Regions from separate parts of the Homo sapiens genome. Here regions 2 and 3 are each linked to region 1. A link is an interaction called in ENCODE POLR2A ChIA-PET data of the cell type or tissue named here. Cell type or tissue: A673. All regions are shown on one strand.

Region 1 (5,000 bases):
CATAAAACATTTTCTTTTTTCTAAAGAAATTATTTTCTAAAGTTTAGATACAGAACCATTATCATTTTTCATCTCAAATAATTTTTTTTATCACTTTATCTCACATCAGAGCCATGCCAAGGGTTCTACTACTGTGGAAATTAAATCTTCAGATAGATCCTTCCTTGATGTAGAATCATTATTTCATTGCATGAATGATTTATTAGTTGCCTTCCATATGTCAGACAGTCCCATAACAAGGCTCTGGGGATAGAATGATGAACAAGACAATTGTTTTCTTCAGTCACACCTATAGACAGATAAGGAAGCAAGCCAATGGCCCAGCAGTGACTGTATCAGTGGTTGCAGTAACCAACAACCCCAAAAATCTCACTAGCTAAAAGGCAGCAAAGCCATGTCTCTCACACATGCAATGCCTATTGTGTGTTTCAGTAACTCTCCATGGCAGCTGCCCTCCGTACATTGATTCACCATTACTCCTCCATATCAACACAAGCTTTCAGAATTGCCAAGGCGGAGGAAGAGAGAGAGGGACTTGAATGCAGAAATTACATATGTCCTTTCTGCTCACAAATTATCAGCCACATCAAACCGTGGCCAAACCTAAATTCAAGAAGGTGTGAAGGTGCAATCCTCTCATATGCTCAGAAGTAAAGAAACAGATATGGGGCCAGGCGCAGTGGCTCACACCTGTAATCTCAGCATTTTGGGAGGCCAAGGCGGGTGGATTGCTTGAGCTCAGGAGTTTAAGACCAGCCTGGGCAAACACGGCAAAACCCAGTGTCTGCTAAAAATACAAAAATTAGTTGGGCATGATGTCACACGCCTGTAGTCCCAGACACTTGGGAGGCTGAGGTGGGAGGATGGCTTGAGCCCAGGCCGAGGTTGCAGTGAGCCAAGATCATGCCACTGCTCTCCAGCCTGGGTGACAGAGCCAGACCCTGTCTCAGAAAAAAAGGGGAGAGAGAGAGAGAAAAAAAAAAAGAATGAAAGAAAGAAAGAAAGGAAAGAAAGGAAAGAAAGAAAAAGAAAGAAAGAAAGAAAGAAAGAAAGAAAGAAAGAAAGAAAGAAAGAAAGAGAAAGAAAGAAAGAAAGAAAGAAAAAGAAAAAGAAAGAAAGAGAGAGAGATACTTCTTGAATTTAGGTGTGGCCATGGTTTGATGTGGCTGATAATTTGTGAGCAGAATGGATGGACGTAATTTTTGTGTTCAAGTCCCTCTCTCTCTTCCTCTGCCTTGGCAATTCTGAAAGCTTTTGTTGACATGGAAGCGTAATGGTGAATCAATGTATGGAGGGCAGCTGCCATGTAGAGTCGCTGAAACACACAACAGACTTTGCATGTGTGAGATACATGGCTTTGCTGCCTTTTAGCTAGTGAGAGAGAGAGAGAAAGAAAGGAAGGAAGGAAGGAAGGAAGGAAGGAAGGAAGGAAGGAAGGAAGGAAGGAGGAAGGAAGGAAAAGGAGGGAGGGAGGAAGGAAGGAAGGGAGGGATACTGGTAAACAGTAAAAATGACTATTACAATGACATTGTAAATTGCTGGAGGACATAATACTTAACCTGAGACTCAAAAGATGAATGGAATTTAATAAATTAAATAGATGGTTAAGGATGACAGTCCTAGTCAGAAGGAGCAGTATATATAAGGAAAGCACGGAAAGTTTATCCTCTTGACTGGTTCTGCTAGCGTTATAGAAGTTGCAGCCAGCAACATGAGTGCAAGTGGTGAGGTAAAGAACCAGGGCTGTAGGAATCAATAATATGCCCATACACACACAGAAATATATGTGTATATATATGTATATGCATATGTACATACGTACTACATAAATATTAAAATGGAGAAATGACAATAGCTGTCCCTGGAAATTTGATGGTAGTGCCTGCCCCACTACCATCCTAGGGGACATGACCACCCAGATGTGCTGAGGATTTCCAAAGTTTCAGCACCAAGCTTCGTGGGTTCCACTGACAAGGACAAAGTTACTTCCCTAGCAATTAAGTCCTGGAGACATAAGTAACAAGTACCTGGCATGGTGACTTCATGCCTGTAATCTAAGCACTTTGGGAGGCTAAGGTAAGAGGATTGCTTGAGCACAGGTGTTTGAAAAATAACAGGTTGGTTACGTATTTTGACCTATTTCTCCTAATATCCCCCAACCTCAGAGCATTCTTTGTACTATACTATTGTACCTACATTATATGGTTACTGTGAGGATCTAGCAGTTTAAAGGCCTTAGCATAGCTGTTTAGCACATAGTAAGACCTCATTTAAACCAGCTATTACTCCTTGGTTCAGAATGAATAAAACGCTTCTCCTGAGCTACATACTTCCAAACCTCCCCAGTCCATAGGAACTTCACCCTCATTTTGCAGATGAGATAGCTGTGAATAATAGCATAACATCCCCAAGGACAGGGTGTTCCACCACAGCTAGCCGTGGTGGGAACAGAGATTTAAACCTAGGACTATCTTAATGTAAATCCTGCTTAAACTGTTTAACTAAATTACCACCAACAGAAGATAAACAGCCAAGCTCATTTAGAATGAGGATGATTTTATATTTGTCTGGAAATTTCTTCATACAGGTTCATATATATTAGGCAAGTACAAACCACGAGCCAATCGTAAAGCATAATCAACACAGTCTGTAGCAATGGCAACCCTCTGGCACAGACCTCAAAGAGATGAAGCTAAAGTCATCCAGTTTAATTTTAAAGTTTCTTTCTCATACTTTTATGACCCCTCCAAATTTTCTTAGTTGGCTGGAAGCAACTCTATTCTCAGAATCACATATCTCTTTCACTCATCTTGAACACACTTGTTAGTGCAGATTAGAACTTGTTAAAGATTAATTCTTAAAGCATCCTCAAGCTTTCTTTTCCAACAAAGGAAACATCAATTATAGGCTCACACATAAACTTTGCCCCTTTCTTGAATACTTGCTGCCCTTTATAAATCTTAGATTTCTTCCCCTTGAGTATTCGTTCAAAGGAGAGATTTTATTGCCTCCAGGGGTTGTTAAACTGATTGCAATACTGCCTATTTAGAGCAGTTCAGTGGGAATTAAGCTGGTTCAATGCTGTCAGACCTAGAATATAGCTGTCAAATAGCATTACAAGTAAAACACCCTTGATAAGAAATAATGACCAAATGTCAATCTGTTTTTCACTACCCTTGCTACAGACTTCTCCTGCCACACACAAAAAAGCAAGGCTTTACGCTTTATAGTAATAGGACATTCTGATATTTCCATTAAAATTATAGCAGTGTTTTCAATAATAAAAAACATAATTCTAAAAGCAATCTGGGCTCAAACAGTGATGGAAACATTATTTTCCCTTTCATAAAGTATTTGGCAATCTGTTTCAAAACTAACAAATTTTATTAATGCAAGTAAGTGCAGAATTGTCTTTAAACCATTTTTAAGTTTTATCATTCATTCATTCCACTAATACTCATTGACCCTCTATGAGTTTGATACTGTGCTAGATATTAGGGTTCAAACATACGGTTACTTGTGAGCAATTTTAAATAGTCTAGATTTAATCCTGCAGGCAATTGGAAATAAATGCAAGATTTAAAGCATAGTCAGATTTATCTTTAGAAAGATTAATGTGGCTACACTGTGTTCCCCCTCATCCCCGTCTTTTCCTAGCATTGATTACATTTCATAATCATTTTTAAGTTTATACCCATATTCCCACTAAATTATAAATCTATGAAAGCAGGGATGCTGTCTACTTTTTTTGTTATGGTATACCCAGAACCCAACACAGTACCTGGTATAGAAGCCATTTGTTAATTTTGTGCATGATTAAATGAATTAACCAATACATATCAAAGGGTATTGAGATGGTATTTTAAAAGATCAATTAGAAAGCTGTTACAGTTTATACGCAATTTATGATTACCTAAAATAAGGCAGTGATATTGTGGCAAAGTAGGACTTTATTGTATATTTAATGTGGATGGCATAGAAAAGTAAAGTGTTTAGAATAACTCAGAAGTTTCTAATTCAACCAAGTGAATGTCGATGCTCTCAGAAAGAAAAAAAAGTTCAGGGTAAAAGACCACTCAACTAATCACTAATAAAACATTATTTCTAAATTTTAGGCATTATAGAAAATACACCAAGATACAAATAAGATAAAATATATAGTCCCCTTTAAAAGGTGTTGTGCACCATTTTAAAAGAATTCTTAAAGTATTAATTACTGAATAATTTAACTGGTGATTTAATCAATTAATGACCCACGGTCACACTGATTAATCCTTCTTTTCCCCTCTCCCACTTCTGTCCTCTCCATCAAGGCAAATTTTTTCTACCCTAAAAGAATAGAATAGCAGTTTACTAATAAATCACGCCAAATCATTTCCTTTTCCTGACAAGAGTTATTATGTCAGTACATTGTAAGAAAATCATAATGTCCTAGATCTCAAAAAGACATTTGAGTTGGTTTTTCACACACTATTCACTTCCCCTACTTTCATTATTATTATATATGTCATTCCACTGCCCAAAAACCTTTAAATAATCTCCCATTGCATTTAAAATTATATTCAAAGTCATTTGCTTTGCAATGCAAACCTCTATAATTTGAATTCTACCTGCCTTTCTAATTTGTCTCACATACAAAACCAACATAACCATCGCAGGCAGTTTTGGTTTTTTTCCAATGTAAGAAAATTTGTCTTATTGCACTGTGGTCATGCTTCCTATCTTTGACCATGAATAGTTTGTTTGCTGTTTCAATGGACCTGTTTCTGAAGGACTTTTACTATTTCTAAAAATCAAACTCATCCCTCCACAGAGGAAGATATTTTCCATTACTGAAAACATTACCAAAAAACAAAAGTGCAATAGCATCCAGAAGAAATTCTAAAACAAGTGTTTTATAAATAATGTGAGTAAGGATAACATCATTACAACAAGTGCTTACCTTTCCAAGGTGACCATTTTGAAGGGACTCTCTCATTTGAAGCAAAGTTTCTCTTACA
Region 2 (5,000 bases), 57 kb before region 1:
CATGAGAACAGCAAGGGGGAAATCCACCCACATGATCTAATCACCTCTCATCAGGCCCTTCCTCCAACATTAGGGATTACAATTTGACATGAGATTTGGGCGGGAACACAAACCCAAACCATATCACACATTAAAGAAGCTGATGTGATGAGATTTAATATTGCAAAATTTTACTTTGATTTTGGACAGTTCAGTGTTTTCCCTACTCTCTTTGGAGCCATGAAAAAGGGAATAATAGGCCAGCCTCACTATTTAAGGACTTCTGGCCAACCCAAGATACCGTGTCCTGTTTGATCCCATGGATAGACCTTGGTAAAATTTGACTACATCGCCAATCTAAAGTAAATTGAGTATATCTTGGTTAGCTTTCTAATTATAAATAAGTAGTTGATTTTTAGACTAACTTGCATGTTTCTTGTCATAGAGGCAATAGAGCCCATCTGTTCATAAATGACTTCCTCCCTGGTGCTGATTGCAAAGCTATGTCACTGTTTCACCTTCCAAGAGCATGCCCTGATCTCCACTATCCATTGTCCAAAAGTTTATAGAACATCAGCTCTGTGTCTAATAATATTGTGAAGCGTAAAAAGATAAATACGTTAAGTATCTCTCCTTAGGCCAGCCACCAACTAATACCAAATGCCAAAGAGACTGGGTGGCTTCCTAGGTTGGAAATGTCCAGGAATAACTTGGATGCTGAACACTGACTCAGTTTTCCCAAAAGGAACCATCACTCTTGATCTTCCTGATCCCATGTTTCAGATTACTTAGACAATGAGTGTTACCAGACCTGGGCCTCTCACTCACCTTTAAAGCTACTGTTAAATTTTAGAAATCCAAAGAGTATAAAAAGATGCAGAAAGAAGACTGGACAGTTCTCAGCTGACTGCAGGATTTTCAGCTGACGATGAGCAACACACAGTCAGCAGGTTTATTTTCTTCAAGCATGACTGTTCACCACCATCCCTTCCCACCCCGCCCCTCCCGCCATCCCATTCCAGGATTACCATTCCAGCTCATGTAATTTTTAAGACCAAACATTCCTCCAAACCAAATATAGAACTCTCTGGAGGATAATTAGGACTAGATGGCGCTCATCATTGGTTTTTTTCAAAAACCTGTTTTCATGATAGCATATCATCAGTACATTTCCCAATACTTTGACAACCACTGAAAATATCAGTGTTCTTTTCTAATACTTGTTTTTTAGATGGTAAAAATGAAATATAGCATACTTAGAATAAATGAAGACTCCCACTATCATCACTGCATGCTGGTTTTTAGAGAAAAGAAAAACAAGCAAATTTTTAATATTTACCTGATGCCTTAGAGCAACTGGTACTGGTTGTTAGTTTTGCCAGAAAGTATGGCTACAAAATGTCTATTCTAAATCTAGATCTATTGTATTTAGTATCACTGGCCTAGATCTTACCTGGTTTATAAATCAAGATCTCAAGCAACAAGTAGCCTTGATCACTGACATTGGTACACATTTCACCATTGTTTATCTTGGAGGTTATGACAGACCAGGATTCAGGATTGCTAAAGGTGAGCATGCTTACAGTGTTTGACGTTTGTGGTTTTTTTCTAAAGGTAAAGTCAGATATCAAGTTAAATCTATTTTAACATTTCCCCAGGCTAGCCTTATTCTATGGAATAACACTTCGGGCCCTCAATCACACATTTGTGTTGACATTAGAACAGATTCATAACTGTTTTTCTGAGTTGAACTCTGGACCTATCTACAGATACTCACTTGGCTCATTTTAAAGCAGAGATAAGCCCTTCTCTCCAGGCAGCCTTCCTTGCTCAAATTCCACAACGGAATATCAAACTTATCTTTGCTTAATTGTCTGTTAAGGTAGACATGCCGGGAGCGGTGGCTCACGCCTGTAATCCCAGCACTTTGGGAGGCTGAGGCGGGCGGATCACCAGGTTAGGACATCGAGACTATCCTGCCCAACATGGTGAAACCCCATCTCTATTAAAAATACAAAAATTAGCCGGGCGTGGTGGTGGGCACCTGTGGTCCCAGCTACTCGGGAGGCTGAGGCAGGATAATCACTTGAACCTGGGAGGTGGAGGTTGCAGTGAGCCAAGATCACGCCACTGCACTCTAGCCTGGCAACAGAGTGAGACTCCGTCTCAAAAACAAACAAACAAAAATATAGACATAACTCTTTATTTGGCACTATATACCAGCTGTGATGCAGATACATTTTAGGGAGTACATCTTATCAAATTTTCAGCTTAAAGAAATAGCTTTTGGAGAATTTCCTCAGGGAGAGAGTCAATACATTCCTCTTAGATCTTTGAGTTCTACTACTGGGTTAAGCCGGGTCACAGAGAGCTTGGTACTTGGACGGCATTACTTCAGTTGTCTGTGGCAAAGTGTTTTTACTGAAATTGCATTTTGGCAGAATGTAACAGGTCTATTTTCAGGGAATGAATTTAGATAGTCTTTGAAAAGTAGGATGTCTTTGAAAGTAAAGATTTGAGAAATATTTGGGTAATAAAACCTCTTGGTCTTGATGATGGATTGAATGTGGTATGAAGAGCTATGAAAAGAGAGAGAGTGAGGAAGATCATATTTCTGACACGGATGATCTGATGTGTGGTAGTATATTTAATATTAATTGATTGAGACTCAGACAAGGGGATAAACAGAGTTTGGGAAATATGCAAAACATCCAAGTACTTATATCTAGCATACATTTGAATAAATAGGTCAGAAGTCAGAAAAGAGGTCAGTACCAGAGCAACGGGCCAACAAGAGAAAATCTGAGCAACATCAATGGCTTAAGAGACCAGCATAGGAAGAGGATTTGAGGAACCATTTTAAAAAAGAAAATGTAATGAAATATCAACCACAACATTTCTAAATAGGAAATCATTTTACACTGGCTGGCATGAAATTGATAATATGACCATTAAAACTGAAAATAAGAGAGTCCAGCAATTTCACTGAATTTAGGAGTAAACAAAAGATTCATGTCTGGCAGGTTGATTCTCTTCAGCTAAAGATATTTTTATTGACTTCTACCTTGATGAGAATATTTTAATAAAGAGGAAAAAATAGGTTTCTTGATCTAAAGAAAACTATGATTTCAAAGTGGACACCTGATATTCAAGAAAAATATCACACACATATAACACACACAAATATATAACAAATCATTAATGTAAGTATCTTTTAGGTACATGGGTTAGAAGAGACATCCATTTTTCTTGTGTATTTCTGTAGTATTTTACTTTTTTTGTTTGTTTGTTTGAGATGGAGTCTCGCTCTGTCACCAGGCTGGAGTGCAGAGGCACGATCTCGGCTCACTGCAACCTCCAACTCCCCAGTTCAAGCTATTCTCCTGCCTCAGCCTCCCGAGTAGCTGGGATTACAGGCACACGCCACCACGCTCAGATTATTTTTGTATTTTTACTAGAGACAGGGTTTCACCATGTTGGCCAGGATGGTCTCAATCTCGTGACCTAGTGATCCGCCCACCTCAGCCTCCCAAAGTTCTGGGATTACAGGCATGAGCCACCGTGCCCAGCGGTATGTGAAGTTTTTCTAATGATCAAGCATTTTAAGCAAAAAAAAAAGATTAAAAGAAAACAAATTGAAAACCTATATATTTTTCCAACAAATTTTTATCCTTTCCATAATGCCTTCTTCAATTGTCATCCCCGGTTTAAGGAAAGCTGTTTTCATTTTACCTGTGTCTGCTGGATAAGTAAATGCCAAAGAATTCAGGTTTAGGGGGACACTATGGTCTCTGGTGTAAACTAGAACACAGTCTGTCCTTGGCAGGCTTGCTGCTTCTCTACAGGAGATTACTCAACAGAAATGGAAAGCTGGCTGCTGGTGAATTCACTTGCTGTCACCCACAAGCAGCCCTGGCCCTCACAGTCCTCTAGCCAAGTAGAAATGAAGCCTTTTGTCAATTTCAGCAGCCCGTTCCTCTCGGGCTAGGTCTCTCCTGAGGCCACTCCTTCATGCCTTGCTCTAAACTTGCAGCTCTGCAGAGACCATATATGAGACTGAAAAGTCAGCCCCCTTGGATCAAGAGGGCTTCTGCCCTTTGCCCTGCAAGGGCTGTTAATTTTACATTTGCAGATAGAAACTTACCCCCTGTTGCTCATACTGATGAACCTAATGGCTTCCTGGCATGCCAAGGTTCACAGCCATCTGCTCTGCTGGCAGCATGCCCTCATCAAAGGTGGTGTGCCATGTTCAGACGGGGGTGGGGAATGGAGATCAACCAAAGAAAGGTTTCAAAAGTGGTAGCAGTGAATGTAATGATGCCTTATTTGCAAAAAGACCTCCTGGTAGCTAACAAAGCCAAATGAGGAACACATGCTGCATTACAAGGCAGCTGATCTACTGACAATTGTTGGCATAATATCATCAAAGCCAGTTTTTATTCTGTATCCCTTTTCCTAAGTGGTTGCCAGATGTGGAATTCTAAATTTAGGGCAGGTAAAGCCTGGTTGGCCAGACTTTTTCTGGGAGGCCACGCATAGGATAGGACATATGGCACCATTTATGGGAGAACCTTCCCTAAAATATGTAGATGCAGCTTATTAAGCTATCACCAGGGCTGGGTGCTAGCCTCCGATGAGGCTCCATGGCTGGGAAACATGCCTGTCTACAGGCTTCTCAGATATGGTTGCATCTATCGAATTACGTGGGACACACTTATACTAAAAAATTAGTTTTTGTTTGTCTGAAATTCAAATTTAGTTGGTGTTGTGTTTTTATTTGTGAGGTCTGGTAACCCAGCTCTTAGATCAAGCTGAAGAAAAGGAGCAAGGAAGAAAATTTAAGGAGATTTGGGGCAACCCTAGGACAGCTGTCAGAATTAACATCTTAGAATCAGAGTGGCACTGATAAATCATTTTTTATCTGAAAACACTCACTTTCCTATGTGGGAAGGGCCTTTGATTATTAGAGGATTTCAATAATTGAGTCTTGTTTTAGCTGTCCGTGGCATCTCTCAAGCTTT
Region 3 (5,000 bases), 640 kb before region 1:
TTTGTAGCACCCTGGCCTAAGTCAGTCATAAGCACCACCCCTCACCCCCCGCCAGGCTGGCTCCCCACCAGGCTCAGTGCTCAGGACTGTATGAAGGAGCCACTTAGTGGAGCATACAGTTCCCAGGTTGCTCCTACTCCTCTCCAGCCCCCGGGTCACTTCCTGAGTAGCCAGAGTCAGACCTCCTATCTGGGCATCCTCACATTTCTATCCTCACTCCTGCCCTAGTACAGTGACAAAGGGGTAATACAAGCAGCTAAAATACATCTGGACCTGGCCTCCAACTTTCTCTGATGGTTGAACCTTAGTGTAGTTAAAAATGTTTTTAAAAATGTGAAGTGATGTGGGAATGTATATTTAGGAGGGGTGGGAAAGAAGGAGGGAAGAAAAGTGAAATCCAGGTGGAAATTGCCTGGGGGCACCTTGATCAGACCTTGGCTAATTAGGAAGTGGTTTGCAGATTTCTCTCCAGCTCATCAGTTTGCTTTAAACTTGGTCTTGGTCTTGTTTGATTCTAACAAAAGGGTCTGGACTGGCCCTTCTCATTTTCTGCCTGCTTAGCTGAGACAAACTCAGCTAGCTGGGCTTGGCTGGAAATTGGGCGCCGCTATGTCCAGTTAGGATGTCCAATACCTAGGCACTTAGCAGACCCTCCTTGTTTCATCTTGCAGTTGGGTTTTTTGATCAAGTTTAAACAGTTTAAAAGTGGTCTGCCTAGGCCTAAAAAGGCACTCTCCAAGGTTTGAGGGTGCTATAGCTTCTGTTTGCACTGAAACTGGGGCTGGTCAACTCTAGGCACAAGGAGGGATTTGAGAGGCCACAGAGTTTATGCATACAAAGAATCTTTACAAAGAATTAACTCAGATCCAGGTATGAAAAACACACAAAACTACAAATCCAAATAAGGCCAGAGCACCCATTTGCTGCCAGCAGTCCCCAGCCACCTGCAGGATGGTGGGCCGGGAAGTCTGCCCACTGCCGCTTTACACTCAAGGCTGAACTTGGACTCCTGAGGTGGACAATGCAGGGGGAAGCACTGTGCCTACAGAGACCAAGATCTCTTAATCAACCTCATATTGCTCTGCTGCTAGCAATTACTCAGGATCCATTAGGGTCCTCCCCAAATCCAAGTTTCTTCAAAGTCATGTTTTCTTTCACCCCCTAAATCATGCAGCTGAATGTGTCAATGTCCTTTCTAAATTTGTTTGGTTACCTGCTGTTGCATACAAGTTGGCAGATTGGATGTTGTGGGGTGGGGGATATTGTCCCAGGAAGAAAGTTGGGTGGGTGCCTGGTTCCTTCCTTCCTTCCTTCCTTCCTTCCTTCCTTCCTTCCTTCCTTCCTTCCTCCCTCCCTCCCTCCCTCCCTCCCTTCTCTCCTTCCTTTCTTTTTTTCTTTTATTTTCCTTTCTCTCTTTCTTTCTTTCTTTCTTTCTTTCTTCCTTTCCTTTTCTTTCTTTTCTTTCCTTCTTTTTCTGCAGCAGTACTGCAAAGGGCACCTCAGCAGGTGCCCTAGTATTCAAAAGTCACCTGCTTAAAAGTCAAATGCAAACTCAATTTTTTTCTTCACAAAGGGTCCTTCTTTCCTTCTGTGCCTGCTCAACTAAATTAGGAGGTTGGCTAGGAGGTGAAGAGTGCAACTCCAGGTTTTCTGAGAAGCAAGGAACAAGGTAACAGGCAGAGGCCTATTCTCATGGGAAATCTGGAGTTACAGAGAAGCAGAGGACAGCTGTCCCTGGGAACTGTACTCTTTTTCTTTTTTCCCACCTTCAGCTGGTGTCTGAAGGGCACTCCGTGGCTGGACTCCATTTAGATTGCTCCTTTGATTAAGTCGGAGGCTAGAAAAACAGAGATTTTCAGTGGCAATCTTTGCTTCCTACAGAAACACAGTAATACAAAGTTATTTCAGAGAGACGTTTAAAGACCTACAAAGGCCTCTTAGATTTGCCAACACCAAGATCAGCTCAGGGACCCCAGCAAACCTACACAAATCTGTAGTGAGTGTGAAGGAAGAAGTTAACTCCCCGGCTAGCAGCCAGCTGTTCTAGCCCAAACTAGTGATTTTTCAATGAGTTGCAAAGTAGTGATTGCTTCTTGGCTCCATGCCTCCAGCAAAGATACCTACCACCCTGTATCCGTTTAATTTTGCTCCACCCCTTAAAATGAAAGCCCACACGATGGCAAATTAGACAGTTGATTTCCTCCCTTGCAAATAAAACTGCTTACTCTCCCTCCTCCTCCCTCCCTGCCATCTGACTCCTGCCTAGGCAGCCCTTCCCCAGGAGTCTGTCGGATCCCACCTCCCCTCTTTAAACAAGTGGCTTGTGAGTAGTTTGTTTTGTTATATTTTTAACTTTCTAAAAATATTTGGAAAAGCTCTCCCCAGGGCTAGGGAAACTTTAGTTCTTGTTAAGCCACGTGGTTACAAAAATGTACTGGAAGAGAGCTGCCTGGTTTTTGAAAAAACCAAGCTTGAAGTCAACATGCTTGGAAAGAATGAGACTTTTCACCACTGGTGGACATGCTCAGGGGCGGGGTCAAGCCTTGCAGGGAAATGATGTTTCTTTTGCATCTCTGAATCTTTGGTGAGGGAATTCGGGCTTGCTCTGTACCCTGGCTGTTGACTAGAGAGCGGTGTGCGCAGATGAGTGAGTGGGGGCCTCTCCAGGGATTACTCCTATGGACTCTGGAACAGTATCCCCAAGCTCCTTAAGTCTCCCACTAGGTCTTTACCCAGTCCCACTTTTTAGTCATCTCCAGGCTTCTTTGCTAACATTTGTGTCTTTTTCTGGAGTTAGGGCCACTTATCATAAGGGTCCAGTGCCGAGTGCCCTGACTTCTTACCTTATCCCCAGGGCTGGGTAGGGGTAAGTGAGAGGGGTGTGTGGGGCTGTGGGGAGGTGTGCTTTCAGAGAAAGGGAGGTGTCATTGGCCTCTTGGATTAGAAAACCAGGTCATCTGTCTCGGGGCGATGAGATGACCCAGAAGGGACTATTTCCCCCGGTCCTTCCGGCTGAATTTTGAAGGTCTTTGTCAGTTTGAGTGTTGCTGGGTGGACCGTCTCGGTTAACCTTACATTCTCAGTTTGTCTCCTCTCTCCTCTCCTTGTCCACTGGGTCTCCCGCTCCCGGTTTCTGTGTGCTAGCACCACAGACAGCTCCCAGGGCGCCGGGTGGAGCTAGGTAACCTGGGCTGGCGGGTTCCGGGTAAAAGCCTAGGCGGCCGCAGCGGAGGCGTCTAGGAAGGGTCGGCGGCGCCCGGGGGGAGGTAAGCAAAGTGATTACAAAGCAACCTCCCCGGCAGCGTTTCCTGATTAGCTCTAAGTCCAAACAGGGTCACATTCCAAAGAACAAAATCTTCAGATCAATAAAGTAATTCAAAAACCCAAAGATCTCGGGGTAAGTAGTGCTCAGTGACAGATCAACTGTGAATCGTCCCTATTTAATAAGTTCTTAGTGGAAGCCGAGGAGGGAGGAGCCGGGCCTCAGGTCTGCGGCTCCAAGACCTTGCGCCGCGGCTGCGACGAGGTGGCCGGCGGAACCCTTCTAACTGGCACATACTTCCTCTGTTCGCACAGCTCGGAGCGCGCTCGGCGAGCCGCCGCCTCGGCCACCGCAGGCAGAGCAGAAGCGCTCCCGAGGCAGCAGCCCTGCAGGTCGCGCTGGGCCCAGGCCCTGCTCCCCACCGCGGCTCTCAGCCCGCGCCCTCTCCCTGCAGATTTGGGTCTCTCCCAGCTCTTGCTACTATCTGGTCTGGGACAGCGAGTCGCCCCTGCGGGAGCTCCGCCGAAAAAAGAGGACCTTCGCGAGAGCGAGATTGAACTTGATTTACGATAAAAGGGCCCTGTCACTTTGTGGAGCTGATGGATTCCCGCCCCCACCCACCCCCATTCCCGCCGTCAGACTTCATTCTTTAGTGAAGAGGCCCTCAGTGTGGCTGTCCTCCCGCCTCCTCCTAACGATTCGCATACACGTCGCAGCCAGGGATTTGGCGCGGCGGCCTTGAAGCCCAGCCGCGGCGCGCCGGCTCCGTGCGGGTTCTTGCTCGGCGCGTACCCCAGCTGGGCCCCGCGCTCCTCCACCTTCAGGACCGCCCGGCCGCCACGAGTTCCTGCGCCCGGGTACAGACAGCGCTTCAGGGAGGCATGGGCGCATCAGGACAGGGGCTCTATAGGCCTGGGACGGGAATCCAGACGCTTTCAAGGACGGTACTTGGGATGGCCTACAGAGCAGGGCCCTTCTCTCACATCTCGGGGGGCTCTGGAGGGAATATAAAGCCTTCTTCTCCTGTGAAGACAATAAAATAATCTTTGCTCAGATGGGAGCTCTTATCTGCATCCAGCTTCACTCCCACCGCTCTAAAGACCTCATGGCTGCAAATGATACCTCCTTCAGATTTCTCTTCAATTCTTGGAAGTCAACTCCTCTTTGTTGATCACCCCCTACTTCCCCTTTGGCTCTTCTCTTCCTCCTTCCCACTATAGTTGGAGGTACGAAAATGCTAAGTGGAATTTAGGAACCAGTAGACATATGTAGTGCAATGGATTATCCATGTCTGTAGATTCAAGCGTTATTCGCGAGACGGGGTTTCCCCCAAAGCCTCTGGGGACTGGAGGAAGAGGTGTTCCAGGGCGCCCATTCAGGCACAGTCCATCCTCACGTGAACTAGTAGGGAAAGTTTTCTATAAAACAATGTACATTTATAATGCCTCTTTAGGAGAGAGGAATTAGATATTAGTGGTGCGTTGTTTCCCCACTCCTATAATACAAAATTAGGGTGCCTGTGGTGTAAAAATGGTCTGCATTCTAAAACAAATCAGCTGACAGAGTGTTAGGAAAAAATGTGGAAGTCCGTGCTATTCACTTCCTACTGCAGGAAAGCTAAGTTATTTGGTATAGTTTTCAAATGTCAGAGTCTCCCAAGCACATTAGCTAGGTTTCCTGTAGAGTGAACAGTTTTTCTAATGATTTAATTTTAAGCTTTTGATTTTAAATATATCTC

The links. ChIA-PET counts read pairs that join two places held together with the same protein. Peaks named below come from ENCODE experiments on the same cell type or tissue, not always from the same donor. Only the 100,000 strongest peaks of a DNase experiment are listed, where the experiment ranks them.
Region 2: POLR2A ChIA-PET joins it to region 1 with 7 read pairs; 1 of 35 experiments calls an interaction of 5 or more read pairs at or near these places.
Region 3: POLR2A ChIA-PET joins it to region 1 with 7 read pairs; 2 of 35 experiments call an interaction of 5 or more read pairs at or near these places.

Annotation. Positions count from the first base shown.
Region 1 is chr1:90,065,387-90,070,386 of GRCh38, reverse strand. No RefSeq gene overlaps it. Among named protein-coding and RNA genes, the nearest start is that of ZNF326, 73 kb to the right of the region's middle. In A673, no CTCF peak of the experiment used is centred here; DNase peaks (open chromatin) are centred at 1,316, 1,986, 2,866 and 4,366; H3K27ac peaks cover 4,961 bases.
Region 2 is chr1:90,122,015-90,127,014 of GRCh38, reverse strand. No RefSeq gene overlaps it. Among named protein-coding and RNA genes, the nearest start is that of ZNF326, 130 kb to the right of the region's middle. In A673, no CTCF peak of the experiment used is centred here; no DNase peak of the experiment used is centred here; H3K27ac peaks cover 538 bases.
Region 3 is chr1:90,705,677-90,710,676 of GRCh38, reverse strand. No RefSeq gene overlaps it. Among named protein-coding and RNA genes, the nearest start is that of BARHL2, 9.1 kb to the left of the region's middle. RefSeq lists an enhancer at 3,838-4,632. In A673, no CTCF peak of the experiment used is centred here; DNase peaks (open chromatin) are centred at 1,176, 2,126, 2,526, 3,856 and 3 weaker places; H3K4me3 peaks cover 4,390 bases; H3K27ac peaks cover 5,000 bases.